Linked DNA regions of Homo sapiens: regions 1, 2 and 3 are each linked to region 4. Evidence: chromatin contacts called from ENCODE Hi-C or POLR2A ChIA-PET data. All regions are on one chromosome and are shown on one strand. Each heading gives the region's core, a stretch centred on a gene start or an enhancer-like site at or near the end of the contact. The rest is flanking DNA. Distances are from core to core; before and after follow the strand shown. Region 1 has its middle 99 kb from the start of SSBP2. Region 2 holds the start of SSBP2 (single stranded DNA binding protein 2). Region 3 holds the start of ATG10 (autophagy related 10). Region 4 holds the start of CKMT2 (creatine kinase, mitochondrial 2).

Region 1 (2,700 bases), core at 27-2,526, 620 kb after region 4:
TTTCATGCAATTCCGTACAAAGGACAATTGCAGTTCTGCTCAAAACCAGAACTGGAGTGTGGATGGGGTAACTAGAGGAGAAGCTAGAGGAGGAAGAACAACAGGGAGCCTTTCAATCCAAAGTTAAACTCCTGCCTAGATTTAGGAGGAAAAGGGAAGGGGAAAAATAATTGCATATGTATTTTTATTTCTGTCCACATTCTGTAATCTCAAATACCATCTGAAGATATCTTCTCCTTTCCATTTCCTGCACTGTCCATGTTCTTGACTCTGTGAGAATATGTATTTCAAAAACTTTGACTAAAAGCATTGTGTTAACCTCTCTATACTAGTAACTCCAGCTCCTGGAGCTGTAGGACTCAACACCCACATCTCAACTAGATTCCATAGAAATTGTATTCATGTGTTTCTTACCTCTCCTGATTCCAAATTCATCTTTTCTAACTAGCTGCATCTCACTTGTCCCTTAACCAAGGTGCCGTCCCAGTTCCCATAGGGGGCCCTTTGTAATGACAGGTACACACCTTCATCTCTTAGTTTTTGCACTAGTCTATATGGAAGTTAATGCCTAATCATATACATTTGATACTCTATTACTGTTCTAATTGACTGACTGAAAGTATAAGCCAACCTTTTAAAGCTAGAGGAAGAAAACCCCAAGCGTAAGATGCTACACTCCTGACCTCACTATACTTCAACGAAAGAGAATTATTCAGTCCTTTTTCTCTTTGGAAAAAGACTCTGGCTCTAAATCCCTTAATGATTCTACCTGATTTAAATCTGACTATAATCCTGCATGGTAAATTAAGATTCTGCACCTTTTCACCCTTGCTTTTGGAATAATGTGTCTAACCCAACACCTGCCTAAAGAGATCAGATCCTCTAAATGATCCAAAGCCATTCTGCTTGGGAATGGAAACCGTAGCATCAGCTCCAAGAGAAGCAAATGGTGCTAACTCCCTCTGACTCGGACAGTGCTTCCACTCATGGGGGCTTCATAAGTGGTTGCATTTAGAGACCCGCTCCCTGAAAAAAAGGATATCTGTTTCTTCCAATTGCATGTGGAGTTCCCTGAACAGTCATTACAGGTCTCTTCCAGCATCCCCTTCCCTTCAATGTCCCCCACCCCCATTCCCACTCCCAGTAAAATTAGACAAGCCTATATTCTACTTAGAGGAAGAAGGTATTGTCCCTGGGAGGTTCCCAGGTCCCCAGCCATTAGAAGAAATCTCCAGGTCTGTCTCAGCACAGTACTTCCCTGTAGCAGGATAATGTGCCCTTCCTGGAGCTGGGCCGACTTTGCCCTAAGGTTACATTTCTACACAAAGAAGCCTTTAAGGGTGCTGTTGCAGGCCTCCACACTGGAGGTTTATATCTGTCAATCTTAGAAAAAAAGGAGGCTGTAATAAAACTGCAGGAGCCAGCAGTGGGGGATTACAACTCCAGGATCAGAGGAGGTCTGCCTCACAGCCCCGCTAGATGCTGAGATTGGCCTCTCTGAGGATGGAGAACAATAAAGCGGAAGGAATTTAAGTCAATTGGCTGCTGGATTGCATTAGCAGGACTCAGAGAAGGGGCACTTGCTGAGGGTGGTGCCTGGATTCTTGGCCGCTGCCCTTGTGCCAACCAAGCTGGGAGATCCAGAGTCTGAGGGAATGAGAAAAGTTCACCCAAGTCCAACAAGTTGGGGAGGCCTGTGGCATGCAGACACCCAAATTGGAGACTGTGTGTGCTGCAGCCATTGCAGCTCCAAGTGTAATTTAGTTGATTTACAGTTAATATGAGCAAATATTAATTAAGGTTTCAGTGAGTGACCATGATAGGCAGAAAAACAGGAAATACATCAGAAGGTGTGCTGGAACACTTTGCAAAGAAAACAGGAGGAAAAGCAAAAGTAGTGGCCTCTGGGAGCTGGGCAAAGAGAGTATTGGGGGAGTCTGAAAGTGGACCTGCCTGGTGGAAGGCATGCAGGTGGGGGAGGTGGAGTAGAGAATAGAGAAGAGAATAGCTGAGACTAGAGAGGACATCACTGACACCTGCCCAGCAGCTCTGCAGCCTTGAATTTGGCAGTGTGGTCCTGATGCCTGCATGGAAGGCTTGTTGGACCCAGCTTGAGAGCTTCCTAAAATATCCTTGGGCCTGATGCAATATCACTTTGTGATGGCACTGCATTGCGATGTGGTGACAGGATAACCTGGTGGTGGAGAGGGAAGGCCTTTTATGTCTTCATATGATTTCATCTGAGAGAGGCCAAATGAGCCCGGCACTCCCAAAGGAGAATGGGTGGGTTGGAAGAGTGGTTAAGCTCTCTGATGTGGAAGGAATAGAGTTCCCGTCCACCCACCCCCACGACAGAGGGCTAGATGCCTGGGAGATGCTCAGTTAGGAGAGGGAAACTCTGGAGGACAATCCCAAGGGGCCTCTCAGCAGTTCACAGGGGCTCTAAAACGCTAAGGGGAGGAAGAGCAGTGTTAACATCAGCCTTCACCTGGAGAAGGCAGCACAAAGAACAGGGCAGCTTCCCCCTAGAATATGCCCTCTGAGTAAGGGAAAAGGAGTTGGATTGGGAAAGGAGAGACGACACAGGCCTAGTGTGGAGAAAGCCACCAGGAGCTCCAGCACTCTCCAAGGTTTGGCCTAGGTCATCTCCAAATAAAAACAGTTTGCCTAGCTCTAGGCAAGCCCTTGTTCTGCATAATG
Region 2 (2,705 bases), core at 8-2,507, 520 kb after region 4:
GCCTCTTGGGCTCCCACCGAAGTTAACACCTGTATCTCCCCACAACTGTAACCAAGCGGCTCCTTCCCACCTGAACGCTTCTCCCCTCCCACAAACCCCTTTTCGGACCACTGGCCCTCCCCGCCACAGCTGCCCTCCTCGGGCGCCCCCGGCGGCTCCCACAACTCCCCTCCGCGCGCCCCCGACCACCGCCCCGCCGGGCCCGCCCCTCCCGCCGCTCGGGGGCTGCCAGCCTCACAAAAAGTTCGCCAGCCGCCGCCGCGGAGTTGGGTCCGCTGCGAGAGGCAGAAACGCCAGCCTCCTCCAGCGGATCCCGCTCCTCGCCAACACACTTTAGCTCCCCGGGAACTCGGTCCCTCTCCGACTCCCAAACTTCGGCGGCGTCTCCGGCGCCCACCCGCCCCCGCCCCCGCCCCAGCCCCAGCCCCAGCCCCGCGATGCGCGGGGGACTGCGGGCGCCGCGTCCGTAGCTGGCCCAGGAAAGCCCGGACGCCCAACCCGCACACGCCCTCCGCGCCCCGCGCGCGTCTCCGCGCCCCGCGGGGCCCCGCTCGGCCGCTCCACGCCCGGCTTCCGCCCGCCGCGCGCCCGGCACCGCCGCCCTCGCCTCGCCTCGCCCCGCGCTCGCGGCCCTAAGCCCCAGCGCCCAGGCCCCCGCCGCCGCGCTCCCCGCGCTGCCCGCCCCGACCCCGGCCCCGACCCCGGCCGGCCCGCCAAACACCCACATTCCCACTGCGCGCCTTCCTCCACGCAGCTGCCCCTCCCGCCACCCCCGGCGGCTCCCCAGGTCCCCGGAGCCCCGGACCCCAGCTCTAAAGTTACTTTGGAAGGTGAACCCGCGGGTTATTTCCCTCAATCACCCAAACAAGTTTCCATCCTCGCCACCAGCACCACCGCCGCCCCTCAACACACCCGGTCCCTCCCGCCGACAGCCCCCTGCGGCCGCCCGCCCAGCGCCCGCACCTCCCGGGAAAGCGCAGCTCCCCGCACCACACGCCCCCATCGCGGCACCCCTCCCCCTGCCAGCCCACCCCCGGCGCTCCCCGGGCGGAGAGTGTCTGTGTCTCCCAGAGTGTGCGAGTGCGTGCGTGAGTGTGCGCGCGTGTGAAGGCGGAGGTGGGTGAGAAGCGGAGACACTTACTTCTCCCGGGCCTGGCTGTCGGACGGGACGGCGCTGCTGTTACTCTTGCCTTTGCCGTACATGCTTGTGCCGAGAGCAGCTCCCACTGTCACGCACCTGTCAACCCATCACAGCCTCCCCGGGAACAGCCCCGTCCCCATGGCGACCCACGCAGCCACCCCCACTATTGGCCGCCCCACGCCAAAGCTCCGCCCCCTTCGCCCAGGCAACGCGCGAGACTGACAGGCCTCCCCCTCCCTCTGGCCTTCCGAAGCGCGCGGTGGCGGCTAAGCCTCAGCGGCAGTCTCCTCCCTCCTTCCCTCCCTCCCCGACTCCCTCCCTCCCGCCTTCCCTCTCCGCTCTCCTCCCTCCACCCGCTCTCCTTCCCCCTCCCCCCTCCGAACCCGGGCGCAAGGGGGGAATTAGAAACTGCTCTAGAAGGATTTTAAACAACTGGCTGTTCTCTCCGCCGCCACCCCTCCCCCCGCGCCGCCCGCGCTCAGCTCCTCACTGGAGAGAAGGCGCCGGGAGGAGGAGAAACTGCGGCCTGGAGTCTCCGGCCGGAGCCGGCGGAGCTGGAGCCGTGGCGGCCCCAGACTTCGGGGCGCCCGCCGAGTCCACGACAGAGCCACGGCCTCAGCCGCCCTGGGGCCCCCACCAGCCCCTCTCCCGCTCCTCTCCTATGCGTGACCCCGCGCCGGTACCCACGATTGATTTTTGCGGTCCTCAGCCCTACTCCCTGGGGTGTCGCCCCCGCCCTGTTCCCAGAGGGCCGGCTGGCGAGGGACACCCGCGCGGTTCCCTCGACCTTCTGGCTGAGCGACCGACAGCGACTCGCCTTCTCTCCTGGGGAAAGGCTGCACCTCCGGCCCTCGGCGCCGCTGCGGTGGCGGCGCCCGGGGCCGCGCCCTGCGCCCCAGGGGAGCACCCGGCCTGGGGTCGGCCTCCTCTGTAAGAGGTGAGCGGACCTCCCGAGGAGGCCCGGTGACTCCTGCGGCCGCAGCGGCCCCTGCCCCAACCCCTTCTTGCACGGAGCCCCGCGGCGCCCTGGACACCCCGCCAGATCTGCCGCAGAAGAGGGCCCCAGGCTTCCCCACCCGGCCTGGTTTAACAGTTTGGGTCAGTGATGCCTATTCATCCTGACCCCTGGAGTGGAAAAGGCCAGAAAAGGTCTTGAAAGACTTCCCTGTCCTTGCCCGTTAGAATAGGCCCCAGCGCGCTCCAAGGTGTACAAAGCTGTGCCAGGGCTGAAAGGCTGCCCGAGAATGTTTCTGTATCCAAATCCCTAATCCCATTTCAGTAAACGCGCAAAAGTTTCAGAAACACACACAATCTGGTTCCCAGTAGAACTCTGCATCATTTATCTTATTGAAGTCCTTGACTGTAAAATCAGACGGGTGCAAATGGGGTTAGAAAGAAGATGGGCTTCACACGGGGAAGAAGGGGACAGATGGGGTGGGACAGGGCGACATCTGGAAAGGATGAATAGACAAGAAGTAGCTATGGGAGGAGAGGGAAATCGGATTCGCGTGGAGGAAGGTACCGTTCTATTCCACACACACACAGCTTTAAGCATTTAGTAGGA
Region 3 (3,003 bases), core at 420-2,919, 740 kb after region 4:
CTCAGCGATCAGAGAGGAGAGCTACAGGAGCCCTGCTTGAACCTTGAAATGCTATGATGACAGACCGTAGCCTTAAAGCAGTTTATAGTGTTGTAGGGTAAACACATAAACAGGCCAATATCATTCTTTGCCATGAGGGATATGATGAGAGGAAGTACATGGAGGTTAACTGAGTTATTTCTTTTAGTTTCTTTGTTTTTGGCATGTGAATTATGAAACTTTAAAACACCTCCAGTGCAAAAAAAATTTTTTTTAAATTAACATGGTGGTTGGTGCACTGTGTTTCTAAAATATGGAGTACAATGTAAAGCAATGCATTCTTTTTTTAAAAATTTATTGTTATTTTGAAAAATTTTTGTAGAGATGAGGTCTCACTGCCTTGCCCATAGCTGGTCTTGAACTCCTGGGCTAAAGCGATCCTCCTACCTCGGGCTCCCAAAGTGCTGGGATTACAGGCGTGAGCCACTGCGCCCAGCCGCATTCTTGTTTTCATCTGTGAAATACGTTTTTAAGGTAAATACTTAAAGTTGATGGAGACACCTGGTCTACTTAAGCTCTCATTCAGAACACACTGCCTTGTGCTTTTAAAAAAATTAAATGGATAATCTAAATTGGCAGCTACCAATTAATTTATATCCATAGTTGCTAAAAAATGTTAGTGTAAGTTCATTTTTATTAGTCGCATCATTTTGAGTTTTAAACTATTTCACATGCAGTAAAATTTATACCTCTTATGGGTTTTGTCAAACAGTGGTTTAGTCACCAACACAATCACGGTATAGAAGCTCTCAAGCTCCTTTTCAGTCACCCCCTTCCTCCAGCCCTTTGCCCTGGTCGCCACTGATCAGTATTCTCTCCTTTTAAAAACACTTATTATTTGGAAATAATTATAGACACAGGAAATTGCAAAAATACTACAGCACCTAGAGTCCCGTGTACCTATCACCTAGTTTCCTCCAATGGTGACATCTTACACAACTGTAGTACAAGATCAAAAAACTATGTCATGTAGTTTGAAGGCAGGTTTTCCTTTCACTTCTTCGCCTGCATTTTCTCCTTTCATTTCCAACAAATTTAACTCTGTTGTTAGAAGGAGCAGATGCTAGTTTTCTTTCAGATGTCTGCTATTTCAGTTCGATTACCCCTGTTACTCCTACATTTTTTCTAGTCTTTATCCCCATCGTTTCGCCCCAATTTAATTTTGCTGCTAGTTTTTTTTTTTTCTCCTCTGGGATATGTGCCACAGATGGTACTATTGTCAATATTCGAATTCCTAACTTCTCCCTCCATCCGTAAGTTTTCAAGGGGTAGCCGTGCTTGTGCTTAATTGTGGTGTTTACAGGACTTTTTGTAGCGTAAGCATGCTGGCATGGTTCCCCAACCTCTTAGGGGGATGCTAGTAACCCGCTCCCCCGTCAACGAGCCGCCTTTGTGCTCCGCGGAGGGCACCGCCTGCGTTGGGTTGGAGGTGGGGGTTGGCGGGGGAGAGCTGCCCGCCAGGCGAGGGGCGGGGCCTTGGCGGGGGTGGTCGCGGGCGGCGGGGAGGTCTCGCTTCCCTCCTCTCCACCCGCTCCCAGTCCCGGCCTGGGTCTCAGCCCCGCCCTGCCCAGAGCGCGCGGCCGATCACGTCACCGGCCTGCGCTAGGCGGCCCCCACGGCGCGGGAAGGCGCAGTGCGCACGCTCCGACTCGGCCGTGGCGGACCTGACTGAAGGAGGCCGCGGACCTGACTGAAGGAGGCCACGGCCACTTCTGGTTGGCCTCGGGGCGCGCTGGCTCGGCTCTTCCTCCGCCCTCGAGGCCCCCGCAGTCCCATCATTCAGTTCCGTAGGGTCACCGGCGCGGCAGTGGCCTCGCAGGGCGCTGGGTCCCTCTCCCCAGCTCTCCTCCCCCTGGCCCCGTCGCCCCGCCCTCGCCGGGCTGGGCTGCGGGGTCAGGGGCCGAGCGGAGAGGGGTGAGTATTCCCCACAGCCCTTGCCGGTTGTCTCCTCCCGGCTCTGCTTCCCACACGGTCCTTGCCCCACTCCTAGGACAGGGAGGAAGGGCACGCGCGGGTAGGCGGGAAACAGCCCAGTCCTGAACAAAAGGCCGGGGAAGCGGGTCCCCGCCGGTAACTGCAGGCCTGTGCTGGCCGCCGCGAGCGGGGAAGGGCGAGGACACTCCCTCCTCGGGGACCCGGTCCCCGTCGCGCACACGGTGTCACCAGCACACCTGGCCCAGTACCCAAAGCACCCTCGAAGTGGGTAGTAACTACTTTGTGTTTAAAATCCACATACTGATAGCAAATCTTTGGTTGAAACAGTATTAAATTACTGGGGCTTCCAGTGGCTGAGTCCAACTTAATTTGAAGTTTCAGATTAAGTATCAGGAGGAATAACTTGATATTTAGAGCCAACAGGTCTTTCTTTTTTTTTTAAACCTCCCAAAAAACCTATAAAATCAAGAATTGGCGGGGAGGACCGGAGAATGATAAAGGAATAGTTGACTGATTTATAGAAACTTTTAGTGGCGGTAAAAATTACAAAAGTATTGGAAATAAGGCAAAAGGACAGCATGTTTTTTTCAGAGTCAAAATGGAGCCTAACAGGCCCACCTGAAGATGATTTAGATGTCTAGGGGACTATATTTTGTTTGGCATGATGATATTGATTAGGGCCTAGGCTTTGTAGTTAACATCTTTTTCATTAATGGAGATGCAAATTATTTCTGAGTGGGAGAGAAAAAAATACAGTACTCCTAAAGGTTGTAGTTTTAGTGCCTTGTAGGATATTAGCCATTTTTCTTTTCTTTTTTTTGAGACAGAGTCTTGCTCTGTCGCCCAGGCTGGAGTGCAGTGGCACGATCTCGGCTCACTGCAACCTCTGCCTCTCGGGTTAAAGCAATTCTCCTGCCTCAGCCTCCCGAGTTGCTGGGACTACAGGTGCCCGCCACCACGCTCAGCTAATTTTTGTAAGTTTAGTAGAGACGGGGTTTCACCATATTGGCCAGGCTGGTCCGGAACTCC
Region 4 (2,813 bases), core at 170-2,669:
CCAAAAGAAGGGTGGTACCCTCTTTTCTCAACAATGACCCAATTTTTCTTCTGACCTTACTAACATAAACATTTACTCTATAAAATATAAGGTGTTGAGGTCGGGTGAGTGGAGGGGGCCCTAAATGTTGATTAGGCAATTGGGGAGGAAAAGGAGGTTTTTGCTATAACTGCCATTCTTTAAATCTACAATTCCATGCTCTTTAAAAGCCTTATAATTTTCTGGATCTGGGAGCTGGGCTATTTCAGGGTCAATGGATTTATTTCAGTTGGTGCCTGAACTGACTTGAAACAAGTGTGTGTGGAAAAGAGCTATTTTGAGAAGGAATAAACCGAGACTGCCCTGATGATAGAATATGCAAGCTGGTGGGTCTTGACTCCTTAAAGGATTATGAAATTAATTTGATTGGTCCCAATCTTTATATAACCACCCCAATCAGGAAACTTCCCATCCCGCCAAAAGGCCCCCTCACGTGCTCTCCCTGTCAGTACCCCATGCAAAGGTAAAATAGATGATATTTTTAAACATGGGTCGTGTTTAAAAGAAATGGAAACTCCTTCAGAGAATGAAGGAGAACCACACTGGGTAGAAGGTTATTCCTGGGGCTCCACCCCTTGCTCCATCAAGTCCTCTGAGCATGAGCTGGGCTCTGAGAAGGAAGAGACAGGAACCAATTGGTCATGTCCACGTGGCCTCAGAAGCTGAGTACGTGACGGTCACCAGATGCCTAGGCAGGCTCCCTTGAAATGGCAGGGCTGCTGTCCAAAATCCTGCTGGGTCATTGCTATTTACAGGCAGCCTTCCCGGCGTGCGGTGGATATCCCAAGCGGGGCTATTTTTAAGCAGGGCTATGGCCTGCCGTGGGTTAAGCTGGTGTGGACAGAAAGCGAGATGATCTAGCCATCTACTGCAGGGGGCCTGATCTTGAACAGAAACCTGACTGTAATTGTCCCTGGATCCAGGTCCCAGACAAAGACGCTGGAAGGAGGTCCCTCCAGCCCCTGGCTCAGGGCCCGGTCAGCTGCTGGAGCCAGGCAGCTTGAGACATCCTCCTCTCCGACCTTGGCTTGAGGGGTTCATCCTCCAGAGCTCACCAGGGCCCCAAGGCTGGTACACCTGAGAGAAGAGAGAAACAAATCCCCCAACAGATGTGCAATTTCACCTGCTGGCCCTTCCATTCTGAGATCCAGAGCCCTGGCAAAGGAGCCTCCAGGACCAGGCCTGGGAAGCAAGACTGGCTCCGCCTTTTACGTTTCAGAGAAAGGGCAGGTGCTATAAAGGGCCCAGCGCCCACGGGCCTGCCTTCAAGGGTACAGCTGTGGGGGCCGGTGCGCCCGGAGGTCTACGCTGGGATTGGTGAGGTCCTCTGGCCCCGCCCCGCCAGGGAGGATTTCCAGGCCGGCCCGACCAGCTCGCCCTGCATACACTTCTTGGCTGTGTGCGCTCAGCAGGACGTGGGAGGCTCCGGCTTCAAGGTCGGTGAGTCCGTGAAACTCTGCTTTATTCCTCCAAAGAGGGGTCATGGCTAGAGCCAGTGTGAAGGGCCTTGGAGGAGTGGATGCCGGGCTGTAGACGGGGACCCCGTTAGGACGCTGACTGCGAGGAGGCAATGGTGACTCGCTAAAGCCAGCAGAGCTCCCGCCCTTGGCCGAAGCGACCCCTCCTCCCTGCACACAGGTGGGGGCAGCTCAGCACCAGGAGCAGAACAAATCAGCACGCTGCCTGCAGGGCCTCTTTTTGGTAGTGAATCAGGAATTTTTCTCGATGGAAAAAAAAATCTAAAGGCTGTATTTTGACGCTAAGTTTGGGACAACTTTAAACTTAAAGTGTCTTTCCCTTGTAATTCACAGAGTCTAATCCACTCATTTCTGGGAATGTTTTTCCCCAGCAGTCTCAGTCTCAAAAGACATGTAAATCAGTGACTTGGGATGAACTAACTAGAAAATTAAAATTTTGAGAAGCTATTTGCTCATAAGCCCAATAGCCAGGCCCAGTTTAAACGGGCAAATAGTATTGCTAGAGATTCAGTTTTGCCGTCACTAATACTAACACATTGATAATGAGACAAGTAACCGTCTCCCCTCCCCACCATCCTTACCTTTCCCACCGGAGGTTAATTAAAAAAAAAAAAAAAAAAAAAAAAACCTATGGAATTGGCCCCACGTGTTTCACCTGGGCAGAGGCCTGTTCTTCACTAGCTTGCTTGCTTGGTTGGTTGTCCCGGGGTTAAAATCAGTCCTGTTCTTGCCCCTAGAGTGGTCTGCCTTCAAATGCTCTCCTCCGAATGTGAGGAAGAGTGACATTTGACAAACAGACCAAAACCTTTAGGTCTCCTCAGTGCTGCCCTTTAGACCTTCCAGAAAGTGTTGCCAGGCTCGTGACCCCTCACAGTGTCAGCTGAGTCAAGTGAGGGGCAGTTAGTGGCCCTCAGGACAAGGTTACGCTAGGTACACCAGTGTGCTGTTTCCAGAAGGGCTGCTTTTCCTGTCTACGGCTCTCACATTTTCTCTGTTCTGAACTCGTGTCCTTGGTCTGTTCTCTCTGTCCTCTCATAGAGGCGAGCATGGCCACAGCATGTGGCCAGAGACTTCCTGACAGGCAGGCTCTTCCGGGAGGCTCTTGGCCTTGTTTGGCGGTCTGAGCACTTCACTTCCTCTGCATTGATAGGCACCTTTTCCAAAGACCCCAGACTTTGGAGTTAATCACGCCTGTGGGTTAAGGCACTGTCACAGCAAAGCACAGGAGTGCCACATGCACCCCATGGACTCTGCCAGCCTCATGACCAAATCATATCATTAGGAAATGGGCCATAG

What was found. A loop is a pair of places that touch in the nucleus more often than their neighbours do. ChIA-PET counts read pairs that join two places held with the same protein, here RNA polymerase II (POLR2A). Pooled maps may share reads with other maps.
Region 1: a loop to region 4 is called in a map of ascending aorta, with 9 times the contacts of the local background. The contact joins the enhancer-like site here to the promoter of CKMT2 in region 4. A Hi-C loop is called at or near these places in 3 of 168 maps with a recorded cell type or tissue (aorta, ascending aorta and gastrocnemius medialis) and 10 of 50 pooled maps. POLR2A ChIA-PET finds 5 or more read pairs at or near these places in 1 of 52 experiments (GM10248).
Region 2: a loop to region 4 is called in a map of aorta, with 4 times the contacts of the local background. The contact joins the promoter of SSBP2 here to the promoter of CKMT2 in region 4. A Hi-C loop is called at or near these places in 1 of 168 maps with a recorded cell type or tissue (aorta) and 7 of 50 pooled maps.
Region 3: a loop to region 4 is called in a map of ascending aorta, with 2.6 times the contacts of the local background. The contact joins the promoter of ATG10 here to the promoter of CKMT2 in region 4. A Hi-C loop is called at or near these places in 1 of 168 maps with a recorded cell type or tissue (ascending aorta) and 8 of 50 pooled maps. POLR2A ChIA-PET finds 5 or more read pairs at or near these places in 1 of 52 experiments (WTC11).

Annotation. Positions count from the first base shown.
Region 1 is chr5:81,848,520-81,851,219 of GRCh38, forward strand. No RefSeq gene overlaps it. Among named protein-coding and RNA genes, the nearest start is that of SSBP2, 99 kb to the left of the region's middle. Within about 2 kb of position 1,277, at least 4 of the 41 ENCODE cell types and tissues checked have a DNase peak (open chromatin) inside an H3K27ac peak, as active enhancers do.
Region 2 is chr5:81,749,840-81,752,544 of GRCh38, forward strand. SSBP2 (single stranded DNA binding protein 2) reads right to left here and starts at 1,258. Exons shown (of 17, transcript NM_001256732.3): 1 at 1,142-1,258. The coding sequence starts at 1,203. RefSeq lists silencers at 120-279, 500-549, 990-1,039, 1,210-1,539, 1,810-2,159.
Region 3 is chr5:81,970,354-81,973,356 of GRCh38, forward strand. It overlaps ATG10 (autophagy related 10), which reads left to right and starts at 1,670. Exons shown (of 8, transcript NM_031482.5): 1 at 1,670-1,953. RefSeq lists enhancers at 1,203-1,760, 1,761-2,316 and silencers at 1,331-1,660, 1,831-2,070.
Region 4 is chr5:81,231,903-81,234,715 of GRCh38, forward strand. CKMT2 (creatine kinase, mitochondrial 2) reads left to right here and starts at 1,420. Exons shown (of 10, transcript NM_001099735.2): 1 at 1,420-1,475.